2 separate regions of the Homo sapiens genome follow, and region 2 is linked to region 1. Evidence: chromatin contacts called from ENCODE Hi-C data. All regions are on one chromosome and are shown on one strand. The core of a region is the stretch at or near the end of the contact, and the rest is flanking DNA. Distances in the headings are between cores, read along the strand shown. Region 1 holds the start of AHI1 (Abelson helper integration site 1). Region 2 has its middle 51 kb from the start of MYB.

What was found. Hi-C counts contacts between places; a loop is a spot of excess contacts on that map. Pooled maps may share reads with other maps.
Region 2: a map of natural killer cell shows a loop between it and region 1 (5-fold over the local background). The contact joins the enhancer-like site here to the promoter of AHI1 in region 1. A Hi-C loop is called at or near these places in 2 of 168 maps with a recorded cell type or tissue (naive thymus-derived CD4-positive, alpha-beta T cell and natural killer cell) and 6 of 50 pooled maps.

What each region holds. Positions count from the first base shown.
Region 1 is chr6:135,493,726-135,499,933 of GRCh38, forward strand. It overlaps AHI1 (Abelson helper integration site 1), which reads right to left and starts at 4,015. Exons shown (of 29, transcript NM_001134831.2): 1 at 3,858-4,015; 2 at 3,463-3,524; 3 at 2,089-2,173. It overlaps AHI1-DT (AHI1 divergent transcript), which reads left to right and starts at 4,076. Exons shown (of 6, transcript NR_152842.1): 1 at 4,076-4,275; 2 at 4,679-4,792. RefSeq lists silencers at 3,726-3,785, 4,136-4,355.
Region 2 is chr6:135,127,281-135,133,777 of GRCh38, forward strand. No RefSeq gene overlaps it. Among named protein-coding and RNA genes, the nearest start is that of MYB, 51 kb to the right of the region's middle. Within about 2 kb of position 1,436, at least 3 of the 41 ENCODE cell types and tissues checked have a DNase peak (open chromatin) inside an H3K27ac peak, as active enhancers do; they include natural killer cell, where a contact is called at or near this core.

The sequences.
Region 1 (6,208 bases), core at 2,765-5,264:
CCTATATTATGACTATGATTCATCAAAAAAAAGCCTGCTGGGCGCCGTGGCTCATGTCTGTAATCCCAATACTTGGGAAGGATAAGGCGGGTGGATCACTTGAGGTCAGGAGTTTGTGTCCTGTCTGGCCAACATGGTAAAACCCCATCTCTACCAAAAATACAAAACTTAGTCAGGCGTGGTGGTGGGTGCCTGTAATCCCAGCTACTGGGGAGGCTGAGGCAGGAAAATCGCTTGAACCTGAAATGTGGAGGTTGCAGGGAGCCAAGACTGCACCAGTGCGCTCCAGGTGATGGAGTGAGGTAATATTTTAGAAAGATTAAATAACTAATGAAGAGGCAGGAGAAAGAATCGGAGATAATTCCCATGTTTCTAGAACTAGAATAAGTAGATTAGTAGTATCATTACACTGTAATATAATGCAGTACAGGGCAGTAGTTTAAAATCCATGTCCTAGAATTAGTTTCCATAGTCACTTGCGTGACTTTTGTTTCCTCATCTATAAAAACACCCTACCAGTGCCGACTCAAAGGGTTGTTGTAAGGGTTAAATGATTTAGAACAGTACCGTAGACAGAAGAAGCAACAATAAATGTTAGCTATAACTGTAACAGGTTGTTAGGGTGCAGTCACTGAGCTTAGTATGGGTCATGTTGAGTTGGGTATCTGAAGGGCACTGAGCAGCTACAAGCATCAGCTCCATTTTCAGATCCTTGGATCCAAATACCAGTTCTATCTGCCAGCAGATTCACCTCTATGGATATCAACTTCCTAATCTTTCACAATAATAAGAGTAAATCACTCACAGTGTTTTTATAAAGATTAAATGAGAATATGCAAATAAAATACTAGGCACAATGCCTAGCACATGGCAAGCCCTTCAAAAACAACAACTGTTATTACTGTCACGTGTGTGTGTGTTTACGTATATAATCATATTATGTTTGTTAGGCAATCTACTAATCCAGCAGGGAGACAATAGGCTGAAGATTTGGGAGTTATTTATAAATATGATAGTTCCAAGAAAATAAAAAGCCAATGAGAATCCTGTGAGCCTACAATATAAAGTAAAATCAGGGAGATAGGTGAAAAACTGGGAGATAGAAGCATTACAGAAGCAAACCCAAGTTTTAAAGGAGATGTTGCCTATATACTGTGTGGCATCAAAAGGGGCTGGAGGTTTTGAAGAAAGTCCACTGAATCTGCAAGTAGGAAGTCACGTGTGTCAAAGCTGTTTATAGAGGGGCAGAAACTTAGCAGGCTGGGGCTAAGGAATGAATGGAAGGTGACACCTGTAGAAGGGACATGTAGACAATTCTTTACAGAATTCTTCCAACTGTCTTCCCATCACCCCCAAAGGCAGTGACATGAGACAGTAACTCTGAGGGACAAAAACACTGTGGAAGGATTATGCTTTTTGTTTTAAGATTGTTTCCACGCCGCTATCACCTTTCCCTTAAAAAAAAAATCATCATCTACACAGCAACTAGTGTAATTTTCTAAAATTCAAATGTGATGGTGTCGTTTCTTCGCTTAAAATTCTTCACTAGCTCCCAATCGCACATTGAAAAAAATATCAAGTCCTTACCAGTGAGGTCCAAGGCCATTTATGAAATGTCCCCTTCACACATCCACTGTGTTCCAGACATGTGAAACTACCTGCAGGCCTTCACGTGTGCCAAGTTCTCTCTTGCTTTTGTATCATTACACACATATCCCCTCCCCTGAAAAATGTGCTTCCTCCTTTGTCTCTCTAACAAACTCCTCACTATCCTTTAAAGGCAAATGATATCTTCTCTAGAGAGCATTCTCACCTTGAAGGGCATTTAAGAACTTCTCTTCTGTGCTTCCAGGGTGCCTTAATCTTTGTAGCTCCCTCTACCTCAACCTTGAATTTTCACCCTGGTAAAATGTTCTGTAACTCCCACCAAACTGCTAGCTTTGGAGGACCAAGCCAATGCTCTCTTATAGTTATGTATCTGCCACTATGAAAGAAAAGAGAGGAGAAGAAGAGAGAAGCGAAGTGAAGAGAAGCAAAAGCAAAGCGAGTAAAAAAGACTCAGGCTTGAGCTCTAGTGTCACCACTTACTGATGTGTGGCCTTGGGCAAGCTACTTAATTTCTAATCCTTGGTTTTTCCTTGTCTGGGAATTTAAAATGGCACCTATTTTAGTACTGTAAGGAGAAGAGAAAATACCAAAAAGCAAAGTAATCAGTACATTGCAATAAAATTACTTTATGTCCATTATTATTGTATTAAAAATAAGTAAATAATTACAAATAAAATATATAAATCATATACTTATTTACTATTAACAGCTTAATACACAACTAAACTAATAAATACTAATATTATGTAATGATAACACAGCAAATACAGTACAGAAATCATCTCTAATTTTTTTTTTTTGGAGACAGAGTCTCGCTCTGTTGCCCAGGTTGGAGTGCAGTGGCACAATCTCAGCTCACTGCTGCCTCCGCCTCCTGGGTTCAAGCAATTCACCTGCCTCAGCCTCCCTGGTAGCTGGGACTACAGGTGTGGGCCATCACACCCAGCTAATTTTTGTATTTTTAGTAGAGATGGGGTTTCACCAACATTGGCCAGGCTGATACTGAACTCCTGACCTCAAGTGATCCACCCACTTTAGCCTCCCAAAGTGCTAGGATTACAGGCGTGACCCACTGCGCTCAGCCATCTCTAAATCTTAATATGTACTACAGCAAACATGATAGAATTAACGGCTAATATTTGATTAGTAACCTCTGCAAAAAATCAGATAGGACTTTAAAAGACACCTCTGATTCTTATATATTCCATTATTTTACAACTTCTCCCTCACAAACCCTTTCACAGGAGCGTCTAAGAGATATTACACAGGAAAATTAAATGGATTACATTTCATCTCATTTTATTTTACAGACAACCTGATTATCAGCCAATATGTGGCTCAATATCATTGGGAGAAAAAACTGAGAGGCTTGATAATTCGCTCCTTAACCAAATGTTATCGCAAGGGAAAAAAAGACAAACAAAAATCCTGTATACAAAATTCAATGAATAAATCAACAAGATTCTTCATAAGTAAACAAGATTCTAACTTCATAAATATTATTCCTCATAAACAAGATTCTAGGTATGGTTTAAAAACACTTTTGGTATTTGAATTTCTTTCAAGCATTCTTTAAAAAATTTCCCAGAGTACTCATAAGAAGCAATCTTCCTCCTAACGCCCAAGCAGTAACAGCAACTGTTAATGCAACAGGTGAAAAAATCGTTGGCATCTCTTTCTCAAAAGAAAGGGGAAAGCTTTATTTTCACAATAGATGTTTTTACAGGAATGCTAAACGCAGCACAACCTTTGATAAGGATTCTTAAATGGTCTACATTTTTGTTCTATTTTTATGCATCTCGAAACAACCCTATTAATATAATTTGGCTCTTATAAATATAACAAATTGATCACCTTTTCTCAGACATAATTAAGAAGGCTTTGACAGGTTGAAGATTCAGCCCCAGGTTGACACTCTAAAAGGAAATAAACACACTCAGTACACATCTGATTTAAAAGCATTTAAATAAGAATCGGGAGTAGGAAAGGCAAAGATTGAATTCTCTATCAGAGCACCATGCTCAACTCTCCGGGGACACGGAGACCAGTGAAAGAAGCGCAAAAGTACGGTGAGGACTCTCAGAAATCGCATTCCCCCGGGACACCCGGCCCACGCTCGTCGGTCACTACGCTATCAGCCTCCGCGCTCTCGGACTCCAGCAGCCCCGACACGCCGCCCAGGAGAGGGCCGGGCAGGCCGAGCACCCCGGCCCGCGCTCCCGCCACCAGCGCACCCATGATGTACTCACGGAGAGGGGTACGCAGAACCGCCCGTCCCGCCGGAGCCGACACCCGGAGCAGTGCAAATCAACTCCCCCAGCCTAGCGGCGCGTGCGCGAAGTGAGGCGGCCACGCAGCCACCTAACCCGCCAGCGACCCGTGTCCTGAAAGCAAGCCGCGGCTCTGTGCCGCAGTGCGGACAGCGCGCCGCCTGCTGACGTCAGCGCCTGCCTACGCCGCCGTTCCCATGGCGACCGATGCGTCCCGCGCTCTAGGCGAAGACCGCGGCCCCGTCCCCGCGCCTCCACCGCCTTCTTCCAGGAGGAGGGGCCGTGCGGCGCCTGCCCGGGGGCCCTCAGGCCGCAGGCGGGCGCGAGCTTCAGGGAACTTAGGGGGCTCCCGCCTCCCCGGCCACGCGAGCGGGAACAGTCTCCTCCACTCGGAGCGGTAAGGGACCCGGAAATGCGCGGGTGCCCCTACAGAGTCTTGAGTTTTCCCCGCCCTCACCTCCGAAAATGCTCTTTTCGCCTTAGAATTGTAGCTAGCGCAGGGAAAAACTGACTGGGCAAAGGAAAACTGGGGAGGCTGTCATGGAAGCCGCCCAGAATAAGAAAATGAATGAATGAGGCAAAGAAACAGATTTGTCACTCCCCACGCGATCGCGCCCACAAAAGAAAACATGGTTTTAAGGCGTGGAAAATGAAGTTGTACTACAGACAAAATTTTAAGAAAAAATTATCCACTGTTCCTTTAGAGCTATCTCCCTGTGTGTGAAAAACAAAACAAAAGTTAAAACGCCATCCTTTTCTACACCTAATGCTCCCTCCCACTTTTCTGATTTCTGCCACAGGCGCCATCTTCAGCTCTGAGTCACCAGGGCTGGAAAAATACTAGATGCGCTACTCGTGGACTCGTGAATACACTCGTGAATACAGGCCATTTCCTGTACCTACAGCCACCCGCTGTAAGCTGTTGCTTCATTTGTACAGTAAGAGTTTATGGAGGCCAGCTTTTCCATTCTTACTGACATTGCCACACCTTACAAACTATATGTCTTGTGCTTCCCTAAATCCTGTGAGGAAGCAACGAGAAAGATTACTAATCCAATGCGTACCGAACTGAGCTGTTCAACTTTCCGTTCTAAACATACTCTCCTAGATTTCTATCTTGCTGTAAGCCACCACAATCCTCCCAGTGTTTTAGTAAGAACAGTAGAGTATCCTAAATGCATCTTATGCCAAAGCATATCCATTCTCTCTTTTTAACTTCCTCAGATGGGCCCTTTACCAGTTCTCTGACTCCAGTTTGACTCTTAAATTCTCCACACTGCTATCAGAATGACCTGACTAAAAATGTAAATCGGATAATGGCACTCTCCTGCTGAAAATTTTTGAAAGGCAATCTGTAAGAGAAAATGATTACTTTGCCTAGGATACAAGATTCTCCATCTCCCTGACTAGTTTCATCTCTCGTTAGCTTCTTGTTCCAATTTTATGCAATATTGAATCATGTGTACCATGCAGTTTTATGCAACATTGAATTATGTGTACCATGAAAAACAATCCATAGCCTTTCACGCCCCGTCCTTACTCATATTGTCCTCTCTTCCTGAAAATTCCTCCTTTTACACTCCTGCATCACAGCCAAATGTTGTCCATCCTTTGAATCTTAAGCAGGTTGACTGACTCCTTCAAACACTCCTACTCCCTATTAGACTTCGGATACTCATTCTATATATTAGACTTTGGATGCTCATTCTATAGTTTCATAGTTTACTTTGTATTTTCTCTATCCCCAGCATCTACCACAGTGTCTATGAAATAGTTGGCATTTCATGAACATTTGTTGAATGAATAATGGATAACATATATTGAGCTCCTTCTAGGAGGTATGCATTGTAGGTGTTTTATGTACTTTTCATCTGTCCTCACAACTGCATTTAAGTACCTGCTTTTCCAAAGGGAAGTTATAACTCTGACTGCTCATTCTTAGTAGGGTGTTAGTTTCAGAATACAATCCCCAGACTAGCGGATGTGTAACCCTGTTATCATCTCTTGCTTCTCCATTTACAGTAGCATGCAGAGGTGCAGTGGGGTGGGGGAGGTCAGGGAATATTTCATAGCAGAAGTGACATTTAAGTAAAGACCAAAATAATGTGTAGAGTTGTCCAGGTTAGGAAGGGTTTCCAGGTAGAAGAAGGTGGCGTATAGTGTTCACTACAAGAAAGTTTGGTATAATACAAGAACTGGAAGAAAAAAAAAAAAAGTTCAAGTTGGCTAACTAAAAGGTAGAGAATGAGACTAGGGGCTTTTGGAGGAGACAAAACAAGAGAGTTAAACAAGCTATGAAGAGACCCAGACAGTATTGGTCAGTGGAATAC
Region 2 (6,497 bases), core at 186-2,685, 370 kb before region 1:
AGAAATCTCTGAATTGTCAGATAAAGAATTCAGAAGGTCGATTATTAAGCTACTCAATGATACATCAGAGAAAGGTGAAAACCAACTTAAAGAAATTTAGGCCAGGTGCGGTGGTTCACGTCTCTAATCCCAGCACTTTGGGAGGCTGAGGTGGGCAAATCACCTGAGGTCAGGAGTTTGAGACCAGCCTGACCAACATGGAGAAACACCGACTCTACTAAAAATACAAAATTAGCTGGGCGTAGTGGCGCATGCTTGTAATTCCAGCTACTTGGGAGGCTGAGGCAGGAGAATCACTTGAACCCAGGAGGCAGAGGTTGCGGTGAACTGAGATCATGCCTTTGCACACCAGCCCGGGCAACAAGAGCAGAACTCCTTCTCAAATAATAATAATAATAATAATAATAATAATAATAATAATAATGGCATTTGCAGCAACCTGGATGGAGTTGAAGACCATTATTCTAAGTGAAGTAACTCAGAAATGGCAAACCAAACATCATATGTTCTCACTCATATGTGGGAGCTAAGCTATGAGGACTTAAGGCATAAGAATGATAGAATGGATTCTAGGGACTTGGGGGGAAGGATGGGAGAGGGGTAGGGGATAAAAGACTACACATTGGGTACAGTGTCCACTGCTCAGGTGATGGGTGCACCAAAATCTCAGAAATCACCACTAAAGAACTTATCCATGTAACCAAACACCACCTGTCCCCCAAAATTATTGAAATAATAAAAAATTTTTTAAAAATTTAAAAAAGAACTGAGTGCTTAACAGACAGACGATTGTGCTGCATGGAAGCCAAGGAATTCAATCCATTATGAGAGTGTTTATTTCTGGATTTATTAAGTTAAGGTGTCAGTTCTGACCATTATCCTTTATACAGAAGTTGCTTGGAAGTGGATCAAATAAGAAAGCAGAGAAAAAGAAAAAAAAAGTCCTGAAAGAACCCTAAATTAAATTAGAGGGTGATTATAATGGAAATATTAGATCTTTTATTTTATAATCACACATTATCTTTATCACAAAATATGAATTCTCGAGCCTTGTGAGTAACTTAGCATGTGTTGACCAAAGAGGGTTAGAAACCATTCCAGGAACAATTACCTGGAACAAAGAACTGAGCTTGTAGTAGCCCAGGGTGGCAGGGTGGGGGTTACTATACACATGTTCTATGAGGAGGGAGGCATAGAGAGATGAAGTGGAAAGAAATAAAGTAAAAAGCATCTTTTATATTTGTAAGTGGCTGATTTTTCTTTCCAAATTTCACTGCCAGCACTAAATTTACTATAAGCCAAGACTTCAAAGTCAACCTTAATTGTTTTAAAGAGAATGAAAAAGAAACAGGAAGAGAAATGACATCTTTTCACATCCTGAACAAGCCAGTTTTGACATTGATAGGGAAAGGGGGTTGATTCATAATAGGTCAGATGTGATGGGAAGCCAATAGTGAGACATTAGTTCCATTTGTGGTTTGGCTGTGAACTGCCAGGCTGCAGAGTGTGAGAGTGAGCCGCAGGCCCCGATTCTCGCCTTTTCCTCTTGTAATATAAAATGTCCTCATCTGTGGGACAAAAGTAGATGCATTTTAAAAACAGGGTTAAGAGTTTAAGGGAAGAAGGATATACATGCATCTCTTTATGTCTGAGAACAAGGAAAGTTACACCCATCATTGGAAGGCCTTTCTGAGAAGGTGACATTTGAGTTGAGCTCCAAATGACCAAAAAAAAAAAAAAAAAAGATATTTGAAGATCTCAAGGACAGTGTAGGAGACAGAGAGACCAGGCAGAGCCAAAAACAAATATGTCCCTCAAACACATACAAAAAAACTTTGCTGAGGGAGCAGCAACTAGTTTCTAGGTTTGAGAATATCTAGAAGAATCCAGGCTCCAACAATACAGCTCAGATTGTTCCTGTGGCTGTGAAGCCACAGCTGCCGTAGCCGCTGTAGCTAAAGAGGAAGGAGCCACCATGTAGGGCTGTGACTGACAGAGACCACTGGACCTGCACACTGGCTTGACTGGCCTTGTGGAGATTCTGGTTTTCCTAGCAGCTGCCCAGAGGGCCAGCTAATGCAGCTCTTACAGGTGGTGGAGTTCCAACTCCATAGGTCTACTTTGACCTATGAAAGAAAGGAGACAGGAAGGAGCCGACAGATGAATAGCTTGCTCTTCCTCCTTTCTGAGGGCCTGTTTCTAGATGTTTTCATACAGCCTTGGAGCAGTTCTGTGAGACCAAGTGATCAGGAAGACGGGCCAGCAGCGCAATGCACCCTCTGTATTTGCTCTCCCTCCTCTCCTGTCTTACATTCCTTTTCCCCTCTCTTGCCTCCTGGGATTGCACTCCCTAATAAAAAATTAACACAGAAGCTTTTGCCTTAGGCAGTTTTCCAAGGAACCTATTCAAAGACACATGCATTAATTCATTTCATCCTCACAGAAAGCTCATGAGGCAGGTACTCCTTTTTTGTTTTTTTTGTTTTGTTTTTTTTTTTGAGACAGAGTCTCAAGCCCACACGGTCGCCCAGGCTGGAGTGTAATGGCGCAATCTCACCTCACTGCAACCTCCACCTCCAGGTTCACACGATTCTCCTGCCTCAGCCTCTCGAGTAGCTGGGATTACAGGCAAAAACACCACCATACCCAGCTAATTTTTTGTATTTTTATTAGAGACAGGGTTTCACTATGTTGGCCAGATTGGTCTCAAACTCCTGACCTCATGATCCACCCGCCTCAGCCTCCCAAAGTGCTGGGATTACAGGCATGTAATCTGAGACAGGTACTCTTAATATCCCCATGATATAGGGAAAGAAACTTAGCACAACAGTTGTGCAACTTACCCAGAGTCCTGCAAGTGCTAAGTGGGCCAGCTGAACTGCAAACCCAGGTGATCTAGCTCCATAGCCTCTATATTGTACATCATGTAGACTCAGGCCACTCTCACAGTATAGGGGCTACATTCAAGATGGTCCTGCAGATGCTTTGACTTCGTAAATGAGCCTAGTATTCTCAGGGAGTGCTGCCCGCCTGTCCCTACCTTTTGGGAGAAAGGTCATGAAGTAAATTGTTATGACTCCTTGGCCCACATCGCTGGACTCGTTGCATTGGAAGGGACCTGGCCTGCATAAGTGTCGAATCTCTATCAGTGGTACCATTAACCTCTTAACAAACATCTATTCTGTGTGGAGTACTGTTTCAGGTTCTAAGCATTTCAACTAATCAGAGATGGCCATGATACTTACCCTCGAGAGTTAGGGAAACAGCAAATACAGAAAAACAGGCTAGGGCTAGGCACAAAATTGTCTTGTGCACCAAATTTAAGGTTGTGGGGGGTGTGTCATAAAAAACAAAGTCATCCAGGGAAATAATATTCTAATGAATAATTTTAGAAATCTGAATTAACACACAAAAAATCATGATGAACAAAATATTAAAATTTTAAATGCAGGTAAGATCAGTATCAGTGCCTTCCCAAACCATATTGGAGCCTGAGGCAAAAAGAATAATCAGAGGTACCCACTCCTCTCCCTAGTCCCGCCCTGTAGGAAGGAATCAATAATTCAAGATGCATATGTCCATTTCTTTGGCCCTCAGGGCCACACTCAATCCCAGAATAGAATCAAGACTCTCTTTTAATAACTTCAGTATTAAACTTCATTCGGATGCTTTATATAGCACTAAAATGGACAATTACCATCCATTCCCAGCATGATACTCTCCCACAGCCATCGTGTGGGCATAAAATAATATTCAGAATTGAAATAATCTAATTAACCTTATCTTTAAAAATGGGATAAACCACTATTTTCTTATCGATTTTTAAAAATCTTTGAGTTAAATAAGAAGTAGGATTACAGGTGACTGAAAATGTCAAGATTCAGTAATATTCTGTAAATGAGGAAACTGAAAATAGAATATAAGCACTAGCTTATATCTTTATTTTTATCCTATTATGATAAGTGATAACAATATAACTATATGCAATAATTTAAATTTTGAAATTCCCAAACTAAATGTAAAAAAAAAAACTATGAATTTCTAATGAAAAATGAAAAAGCTAAGCCATGTATGGTGGCACATGTCTATAGTCCCAGCTACTCTGGAGGCCAAGGTGGGAGGATCACTTGAGCCCAGGAGGTTGCAGTGAGCTATGATGGTGCCACTACACTCCACCTTGCATGACAGGGTAAGACCTTGACTCTGAAAAAATTTTTGGCCGGGTGCAGTGGCTCATGCTTGTAATCCCAGCAGTTTAGGAGGCTGAGGTGGGCGGATCACCTGAGGTCAGGAGTTTGAGACCAGCCTGGCCAGCATGGTGAAACCCCGTCTCTAACAAAAATACAAAATATTAGCCGGGCATGGTGGCTGGCATCTGTAATCCCAGCTACTCGGGAGGCTGAGGCAGGAGAATTGCTTGAACCCAGGAGGCTGAGGCTGCAGTAAGCGAAGATCTCACCACTGCACTCCAGCTTGGGCAACAGAGTGAGACTCCAACTCAGAAAAAAAATAATAATAATTAAATAGAGACAGGGTTTTGCCATGTTGTTCAGGCTGGTCTTGAATGCCTAGGCTCAGGCAGTCCTCCTACCTCAGCCTCCCAAAGTGCTGGGATTACACGCATGAGCCACTGCATCTGGACAAAAAAAAAAAAAAAAAAAAAAAAAAAAAAAAAAATTTAAAAAAAATATAGCAAAATACTATAAACTAGGGGGAAACATAACATAAAGAAGATTAAAATTACAAAGCTATATGTCTTTATGTATGCATATTTTGAGATAATCAGATGAGAAAATGTTCTTCTGTGCTTGTTATATTATCTTCTGGGTTGAGAAAAAAAAGATTCTTTGGATGATAAAGTTCTCCCTGAATTGTTGTACTATATTCAAATACATCAAAAACTTAGCTCAGGCCTGGATTCAGTCAAAGGTGGGCAGCCTAGGAAAAGGCTTATATGCAAGTTGTTCCACTATTGAGCTGGAAGCAGCAGGGGAAGCAAGGAGAAAGGTAGGGAAATTCCCACCTCTGGAGGACAAGAGGGAATATCCAGAGAAATCAGTGATAACTTGGCATAAATCTAACTTCCTCTTCCTAAACATGCCGAAACACTTCTTAAAATCAAAATAAAATAGAGCAACAACAACAAAAAACCCTTCTCTTCTTTCCTTTACAGCTGAACAACAGTGATAATTGTGAGACTGCTAAACCGTACTTTCCCAGCAGGTCAGGCTGTAACTTGATTTAACCGCTTTTGCACTGGGACAAACTGAGGGGAGGCAAGTACCCTTCCCCATGCCATCCAGTCTCTTCTGTGATTTGCCAGTTTTTATAAATATGCCACATTGTTGGTGCTTTCTTCTTACACCTGTAGCCTACGGTCATTCTGGAAGTTCTTTGGTTTTTCCTAACCCCTTTATTTATATGCCACAGAGTTGATAGGAGTCTTGAGTGTACCAAAAAGATAAACTCTCTTCTCGGTTTGGGGGGAAAAGTGCTTCTTAATGAACATTCAAAATGAGTTGAGCAGTGAGATTTCTATTATTAGGCTCCTGTGTGCATATTATAAAGGTTTGCTAATCAAAAGTCTAGAGCACAAAAATTAAAATAACTGAGCTTTGAGGTCTTTAGCTATTATGCCTTTGATTAGAAGTTTAGTCAGTGTAACTATTTCCTTAACAGCCAGTGCACACACATACGCATATATAAAAACATGCACATTTTTCAGAGTTCAAGAAAACCTCCAAACTTCTATTCAGAGCAACATTCTGATATTCAATGTGTCATTCTTAGTCCAGAAGAACAGTTTGAAAATTTTACGAACATTAATTTACCTGTGAGCTTACAGATTTTTCTCCTGATCTAGTCATACACATATGGTCCTAGAGAAAAACTAGGAGTCAAAATTTTAGCACTTTTGTTCCTGCACTTTTAGTGTCCTGAAACAGAATATTGAAAAAAAAAAACCACCATAATAAATCTTCATATTCTAATGAGTATATGTTTAAAAGCCTAGTCCAGATACATAGTAAAGCCTCCAGTTCTTCATGCCTCTAGTTCAGCCACAGAAATTCTTTCGGAATTCATCTTTGAGCCAAACTTACATTTACAGGGTGAGGGCAGGAATGTATGTTCAATTCATGTGTTTTAAGTTTCATAAAAGTTCTGCTCCATGAAAAGTCTCAAATATAACTTAACAAACCCAGTCTGGGCGCAGTGGCTTATTCTTGTAATCCTAGCACTTTAGGAGGCCGAGGCAGGTGATTGCCTGAAGTCAGGAGTTCGAGACAAGCCTGGCCAACATGGCAAAACCCTGTCTCTACTTAAACTACAAAAATTAGCCATCTGTGGTGGCACATGCTTGTAATCCCAGCTACTTTGGAGGCTGAGACAGAAGAATTGCTTGAACCCAGGAGGCAGAGGTTGCAGTGAGCTGAGATCGCACCACTGCACTCCAGCCTAGGCAACAGATCGAGACTCTGTCTCAGAAATAAATAAAT